Linked DNA regions of Homo sapiens: region 1 is linked to region 2. A link is a contact called in ENCODE Hi-C data. All regions are on one chromosome and are shown on one strand. The core of a region is the stretch at or near the end of the contact, and the rest is flanking DNA. Distances in the headings are between cores, read along the strand shown.

The links. A loop is a pair of places that touch in the nucleus more often than their neighbours do. Pooled maps may share reads with other maps.
Region 1: a pooled map shows a loop between it and region 2 (8-fold over the local background). The contact joins the enhancer-like site here to the promoter of METTL2B in region 2. A Hi-C loop is called at or near these places in 2 of 37 single-sample maps with no recorded cell type and 14 of 50 pooled maps.

What each region holds. Positions count from the first base shown.
Region 1 is chr7:128,607,972-128,612,083 of GRCh38, reverse strand. No RefSeq gene overlaps it. Among named protein-coding and RNA genes, the nearest start is that of LINC01000, 31 kb to the left of the region's middle. Within about 2 kb of position 2,862, at least 7 of the 41 ENCODE cell types and tissues checked have a DNase peak (open chromatin) inside an H3K27ac peak, as active enhancers do.
Region 2 is chr7:128,474,469-128,478,775 of GRCh38, reverse strand. It overlaps METTL2B (methyltransferase 2B, tRNA N3-cytidine), which reads right to left and starts at 2,028. Exons shown (of 9, transcript NM_018396.3): 1 at 1,901-2,028; 2 at 1,603-1,694. The coding sequence starts at 2,010. RefSeq lists enhancers at 1,752-1,921, 2,142-2,191.

The sequences.
Region 1 (4,112 bases), core at 1,613-4,112, 130 kb before region 2:
AGTAAAAATGGTAATTTAATAATAATAATATAGGCCGAGCGCAGTGACTCACGCCTGCAATCCCAGCACTTTGGCAGACCAAGGCAGGCTGATCACTGCAGGTCAGGAGTTCGAGACCAGCGTGGCCAATGTGGCAAAAACCCATCTCTATTAAAAATACAAAAATTAGCCAGGCATTGTGGTGCATGCCTGTAATCCCAGCTACTTGGGAGGCAGAGGCAGGAGAATCACTTGAACCTGGGTGACAAAGTGAGACTCTGTCTCAAAAAATTAATTGATTAATAATATAAACAGCCAAATGTAGTGGCACATGCCTATAGTCCCAGCTACTTGGGAGGCCGAGGTGGGAGGATCACATCGGGTGGGGACTGGGGAGGGCACAGCTTGCAAGACTGCGCCACCGCACTCCAGCCTGGGTGACAGAGTGAGATCCTGTCTCAAAATAAATATATAAAATTAATAATAATAGCTGGACGCGGTGGCTCACGCCTGTAATCCCAGCACTTTGGGAGGCCGAGGTGGGTGGATCACAAGGTCAGGGGTTCGAGACCAGCCTGACCAACATGGTGAAACACCATCTCTACTAAAAATGCAAAAATTAGCTGGGCATGGTGGCGGGCACCTGTAATCCCAGCTACTCAGGAGGCTGAGGTAGGAGAATTGCTTGACCCTGGGAGGCGGAGGTTGCAGTGAGCTGAGATCACGCCACTGCACTTCAGTCTGGGCAACAGAGCAAGACTCTGTCTCAAAAAAAAAAAAATTAATAATAATATAAACACACCAGACTTTACTAATAAAGGCCAGACTTAGTTTAGCTATGTGCTGAATTCCAGGTTTTATATAAAAAGGAGTCAAAATACACTATTTTACCTTATGTTTTTATTAAGTACAGAAATATAATACAAGTAAAAAAATTTTGGAGGTCAGATCATCATGAGTACAGTGACTTTTATAATCTGTATTATTAAACATATATTCAAACAAAATTGTACCCAAAGCCTAATAAGAAAGACTGACAAAGGCAAGGTTGCCGATCCCCATCTTGCTGTGTCACAGTAGCCCTGGAGGTTTCAGGACCCTGAAGAGTCAGATTAACTACCACATTAGCAGAAATAAGGATCAAACCTATACCTTCTAAATCACTAGAGAAGAGAAAAATGCTAGCCAATGTTATTCGTAAATCAGTAACATTTATGTATATATTCATTTGTGTGTGTGTGTGTATATATATATATACACACACATATCTACTTCAAACAGCTCAAAATTACTGAAAAAAAAAATGTACCAAATGTTTAATCCCAATTAATGGAATTATGAGTGACATATTTTTCTGTATTTTGTAAAGAGCATGTATAATGGTTTTTTTTTTTTGAGACAGGGTCTTGCTCTGTTGTCCAGGCTGGAGCGCAGCAGCGTGAACTTGGCTCACTGTAGCCTAGAGGTCCTGGGCTCAAGCATCTTCCCACCTCAGGCTCCCAGTAGCTGGGACCACAGACACACCACCATGCCTGGCAAATTTTGTATTCTTTTATAGAAATGGGGTCTTGCTGTGTCATGCATGCTGGTCTCAAACTCCTGATCTCAAGCAATCCTCCTGCCTCAGCCTCCCAAAGTGGCAGGTATGGGCCACCATGCCCGGTCCTTTTTACTTTCTTATTTTTTTCTTGACACGAAGTATCACTCTGTCGCCCAGGCTGGAATGCAGTGGCGCAATCTCGGCTCACTGCAACCTCCGCCTCCCAGGCTCAAGCAATTCCCCTGTCTCAGCCTCCCAAGTAGCTGGGACTACAGCCGCTTGCCACCACACCAGGATAATGTTTTATATTTTTTTAGTAGAGACAGGGTTTCTTTTCAACATGTTGGCCAGGGTGGTCTCAAACTCCTGACCTCAAGTGATCCACCTGCGTTGGCCTCCCAAAGTGCTGGGATTACAGGTGTGAACCACCATGTCCGGCCCTTTTTACTCTTTAAAAACTATGAGTCAGTCATGCCAAATTGCATGTTCAAAATATATTGATAAAGTATTTTCTAGTGATATCTATTTAATTCCAGATGAAGCATTTTAAAGGTTTCTTTTGTAAGCACAAAAAAGTTTGGGTGAGTAGGTTATAAAAGGTACAAAAAGCAAAATGGGCTAAAAAGTCCTTTGAAATAGCTTATAAAATTCAACAATATTAAAATAATTTCTCTGGAATGGGAAAACAACACTTTATACTTATTCCCACAGTTCTAGATGAAATATAACACTCCACATATCTATTTCTCCAATATAAATTCAATCATTAAAATACTACAGTATAAGATTTCCAATTTAAAGGTAGTGTTTAGAATGCAGGAACCTGGTTCCTACTCAGATTCCCTCAATTAAAGAAAAATACCCAAATGTTTATTATTTCATTGTTATTTGGCTATAGTAATTACTTCTATGATATGTACATAATCCAAATATATATAACAAATGGTGCTTGCTATAAAATATCTTACCAAATTTTAATACTTACTCTTAATAAATCATCTATTCTTCCCTCCCTCTTCTCTAGGTCAGAATTCTTACTGTTTTCTAGTGCAGATATTTTTTCTATTGTGAGGTTGGACTACAGAGACAAAGGTAAAACAAATTTAGGATTAGTCTCAACATGTTATATGTCATCACACTCTTCTCGTTACCTTTCTTGGGGGGAAAAAAAAGCACTTGCTCACACAAATGGCCTAGAATCACATGGCTTAAGAAATGAAATCTGCTTGTCTCATCTCATTGTTCAAGTCCTCTGCTGGGTTCCTTACGTCCCACTACACCTACACTTCAAATACATGTTAATTCTGGAATCAAATGTATGAATTCTCACTACTGTGCACTGAACAATGTAGAAACACGTTACTCCAGAAATGAAACTAACTTTGAATAGAAAACGATCTCACAGGAGACTTGACACAACTCTCTAAGGAACAAATGCGCCATCTGGTGGAAACAGAGAGCAATCAGAAGGGAAGAGAAGAAGCTACCTGAGTGCTCAACTATCTAACTGAACTGTACAAGAGCTGGTGATTTAGATAAAATTCAAATGTGCTCCAGGGAGTTGTATACCTCTTGAGATTTAAGAAATTCTCCTAGATTGCCAACGATCCTGTCTTGAAGATAATATATACAGTATCAAAAGAGGCTTCAAGAAAACCCAGTATACTCAAAACTACAAAATGGAAGCTATAGCCACCATCCTTTGCAGATACAATCCTCAAATGTTCAGAACACTCCCTAAATTAAAGAGTTTCTGAACACAATTTAAGGAGTAAACCATGTTGGTATCTCACATCTGAGAGAAGTTTAGCCAGGTATAAATAAGTAAGCAGGAAAAGGAATACATTAACTACTTTCATAAATTAGGGAATTAACATTTATTGAAAGCCTACTACAAGTACACTACTAATAAACATTTCGTATACACTGTCTGAGATCATGAGAATCAACCACATTTTCACAGATGATTTGTACTAAGAAAAACTGAGGCCCAGGCCAGAATCTGAACTTAGGCCACAGTGCCAGAATCTGAACTTAGAGGCCTTCAAAGTGTAGGTACTTTTCTTCTGTGGAATACTGTAGGAAAAAAAAAAAAAAGTGTGCACTTTCCTTAACACCATGCTTTAGCATAAGCATTTCTGCTACAATACACCAGAAGAGTAAAGAAAAGCCTCAAAAAGTTAAAGCACCTTCCAAAGGACTTTAAATACCCATAATGCAAGTTCTGAATATAATACACACAAATAATGAGGTGGTCAGAGAAGTCAGAGAAGAATGACAGACTACACAGGTTAGCCCTTATTCCTACACAGCAGGTATCCCCCTCAATTGATTATCGATCACCAACCTACCTGGGTCTGTCTGTGCTGGATGGAGATCTGTTTTTGGGAGCTGCAGGAATGCTCTGTGTTGCCAGATCCCGTAGATGAGGGACTGTTTTGCTGAGCCTACAATAAAGGTGCATTACCAATCACAGGAAAGTTTGGCATCTTTTTCCACAAACACTTGTATTAATGCAAACAACTCCATAATTTGTATCTCCACAATACAAACCCCTTCTTATGAAAGTGAGAAGTCAGGGCCACGTGGCCAA
Region 2 (4,307 bases), core at 779-3,278:
TCTCCTGCCTCATCCTACTGAGTAGCTGGGACTACAGGCCCACGACCACGCCCGGCTAATTTTTTCTATTTTTTAGTACAGACGGGGTTTCACCGTGTTAGCCAGGCATGGTCTCAATCTCCTGACCTCGTGATCCACCCGCCTCAGCCTCTCAAAGTGCTGGGATTACAGGCATGAGTCATCGCGCCCAGCCAGATGACTTTTAACTATTAAAAAATCCTAGAAGTAGCCAGGTGCAGTGGCGCATGCCTGTAATCCCAGCACTTTGGGAGGCTAAGATGGGCGGATCACGAGGTCAGGAGATTGAGACCATCCTGGCCAGCATGGTGAAACCCCATCTGTACCAAAATACAAAAAATTAGCCAGGCATGGTGGTGCACACCTGTAGTCCCAGCTACTCGGGAGGCTGAGGCAGGGGAATCGCTTCAACCAGGGAGGAGGAGATTGCAGTGAGCTGAGATCGCGCCACTGCACTCCAGCCTGGTGACAGAGCGAGACTCCGCCTCCAAAAAAAAAAAAAAAAGTATGGACAGTTTAAATGAAGGCTGTTTTTAAGGTGATCATGACAGTCCCAGATTTCAGTTTACTGCTCTTGCCAGTTCAGGGGGCCTTGACTAGTGTAGTAGAAAGAATAAAAACCTAACAAATTGAGCAGGACGGTGACAATGGAAGTTGGAATCCACTAAGAAGTGTGTTAACAACTCACAACTCACCTGCTGAATCAACCAAGACTCCCTAAGAAACAGGATTTTAGTTCCACTACTGCTACTACTGACTGCTTACCTCTGGGAAAAGCACTTAATGTCCTGTGGTCCAAGTGTCTTTAACTATAAAAAGAGAATATTGAACCACATGATTTTCAAAATCCCTTTTAACTATTAACTTGCTTTGATCTAGTTGCTGTCAGACTATGCAGGGTGAATGTTTTGTAACTGGAACCTTTTTGTTGTACAGAACTCTTTCAGCAGGTACTAAATTTGTAGTGCTATCTTCAATTGTCTGGAACAATCAGTCCTAGTTTTACTATCTAGGGATATTTTGCAGTGAAATCATCAACCTCTCAAGCAGGGGCCTCCTTTTCTTTGGCCAGACTTATCTCCACTCTGCTGCATCCACCTTTCCTTGACTGAAGCCCTAAATTCTCATAACCATCACACAAGTAATAGACACACAGTCACCAGTCATTAGCCCCCCTCCCAACAATATTTAGAATCTAATCACTTAAATGAAGCTTCAATGGAAACATCTCCTCATGGAAAATGCAAATCATGTAAAAAGTACAGGTTCTAAGATGATCGCGTGACCACACAGTTGTCATTGGCTAGCCATATCAACGTGGATCTACTCAACATAATTAAAGACAAAATTACCCTCCTCCAAAGTAAAACTATATATTAAAAAAACCCTCTACGACTTAAGATTTTGTTACAATGCAGCCCTTTTCCCTCCTTGCTCATCCCCTCCCTGTCCTGCTCTACTCCTGAGATCCGCATCAGGCCAGGAATAAAGGATGTGGGCGGCCGCGGTTCCCTGGCCTCTCCGGGAGGGCGCGTTCGGCAGTACGCTGGCTGTTGATACCAACGAGAGCCCATTTAAGCGCACCTTGTTTCTCCTGGCACACCCGCTGGATACTGTTCTCCTGGACTTTTCTCTCCGCCGCCGCGGCTTGCTCTTCCGACCACTCCACATTGTCCCTGAGAAAATCAAACGGGCAGCTTAGGGGCTTCACGTCCTGGCTGCGAGCAGGGTGAGTCGCTGGCCTAGGAGTTTCTCTCCCCTTGGAGAGTGCCTCGGGTAGGGCAGCTTGACTCGTGGCCGGCGGTCAGGGGCTTTTCGGAATGCTCCGAGGCGGCGGGACAGACGGCCAGCGACAGGCCGGGCGAGGGGGCAGGGTGATTACCAGGCATTGTGGTGGAAGACGCGCGCCGGATCGCTCAGGAACCGGCTTCCGAACTGCTGCCTCTTATCGGCGAGGATTGCAGGTGCACCTTCAGGGTAGGAGCCGGCCATGACACCGGAGCCGGAAACACTTCACTTTCCGTAACGCGAGAACTTCCTGCGGGCCACGCCCTCTTTCAGAAGACGTGGAGTCTGGGCGGGAAAAAGGGTGGCGGGACAGGGCGGTCCTGGAGTCTGGTCCGGGTGGCGCTCGGGAGCTGTCGTTTGGGGCTTTCCCAGGGTTGGCGAAGGGCTCTCTAGGGAAGGGGACCAGGCAGGGGGAAATTCTCCCCGGAGGAGTCGTATCTCATTGATGAGGTGCTGATGGACGTGCAGGTTAGGCAGAAAGTGGGAGACATTCCACTTGAGGCCCAGTTCATTGCTGGGATCCTCTTAACAGGTTCCCCAGCTTCCCTCAAGTTGTAAAACAGGAATAATCTTGAATCATTATAAGAGTTGAGGCTACCTAGTTCCACTGCGGAGCCGATGTCCAGAACTGAAGAAGGTAGCAAGCAGCGGAAAGAAACAGGGCAATTTCCAGCTTCTATAGTCAGCTCTTCATAGTGTGGGTGTATATGTATACACAGTGTGTATATATATTTTGGTTGGGGTGGGGGAGATGGATATATGAAATTAGAGAACACGAGGCTTAGCAAATCAAATGGAATATCCAAGGACAATTTTTTTTTAATTATAACCATCTAACCTTTTTGAATCATCCATATTATATTTATTATAATTATCCTTATTAGCACAATTAAGATTGTAATACACACATACAGTTTGTCATAGTAATACATTTCAGCCTTACATTTCTATTTCTAGATCTAATACAAATAGACTCTCAAAAGAATCTAGAAGAAAGTATGTTATAGACATAAGGTTATTTGAGAAGACTTCCAAGAGAAGCATGATGAATACCACTTGGAAAAGAAGGAAAGGGCAGAGACCAAACAAGGACCAGCCCAATATCTCTTGGACTTTATTTAATGTCATAATGTCAGAATAAAGGGAAAGATGAATTTTTTTAAAAAAGGAAAGGGTTAGTGCAGTGCTAGACATAGCACATTGGTAATTAGTACTTTTTTTTTTTTTTTTTTGAGACGGAGTCTTGCTCTGTTTCCCAGGCTGGAGTGCAGTAGCTGGATCTCAGCTCGTTATAACCTCCATGTCCTGGGCTCAGGTGATTCTCCTGCCTCAGCCTCCTGAGTAGCCGGGATTACAGGTGCGCGCTACCACACTCGGCTAATTTTTGTATTTTTAGTAGAGATGGGGTTTCACCATGTTGCCTGGGCTGGTCCTGAACTCCTGACCTCAAATGATCTGCCCACCTCGGTCTCCCAAAGTGTTGGGATTACAGGTGTGAGCCACCGTGCCCAGCCAGTAATTGTTTATTCCATTGTAAATTCTTTCTGTAGGTAAAACTACAGGGAGCAATGAATGATTCTATACTTTTCCTCCAAAGAAATGGGAACAAGCTCTAAGCCTCTCTAATCAGGAAGAAAAATACACAAGTTAATCAAAAAGATAGTAAAGAAGTTGTACTTCATTTGAAGACAATATGCTTTTGCCATTCTTGTGGTCTTTGGAAACATTTTGAACACAAGCTCCATACCCAGAAACAAGTACAAGGAATTTTTATCTTTTCTCAAGGCCAGCTGTTTGCAGATATGGTGGTTGATTTACATTTATTTCTGGCATCTTGTTTTCTCATCTGTGGGCTTTTATTCTCCCCTCACTAAAAGCTGTTAGTGTTCCCAATCAACAGTCCCACTGGATATTTTCTTGCAGACAGCTCATTGTCTTCACTTGAATTTACTATATTAGTTCCAATGGAGACATTTTAAATGTCAAACAGCTTTGGCCTTTTTTCTATGAAATGTGCTAAAGTATCCTAAACTTAATTTTATTTTTTATTTTTATTTATTTATTTATTTATTTATTTTTGAGACGGAGTCTCGCACTGTCTCCCAGGCTGGAGTGTAGTGGCGTGATCTCGGCTCACTGCAAGCTCCCTACTTCCCGGGTTCACGCCATTCTCCTGCCTCAGCCTCCCGAGTAGCTGGGACTACAGGCACCCGCCACCATGCCCGGCTAATTTTTTGTATTTTTAGTAGAGATGGGTTTTCACCATGTTGGCCAGGATGGTCTCAATCTCCTGACCTCATGATCCGCCCACCTTGGCCTCCCAAAGTGCTGGGATTACAGGAGTGAGCCACCGCGCCCGGCCTAAACTTAATTTTATACAATTATATTTGATTGGCCTGTAAAACCTATTTTTCGAAGCACCTAAAATAATTTTGCATAAGTTTGACATGGCTGTGAGTTCTCTGGTGTCAGACTTTATACTGGATTGTAGCTTCAGAAAC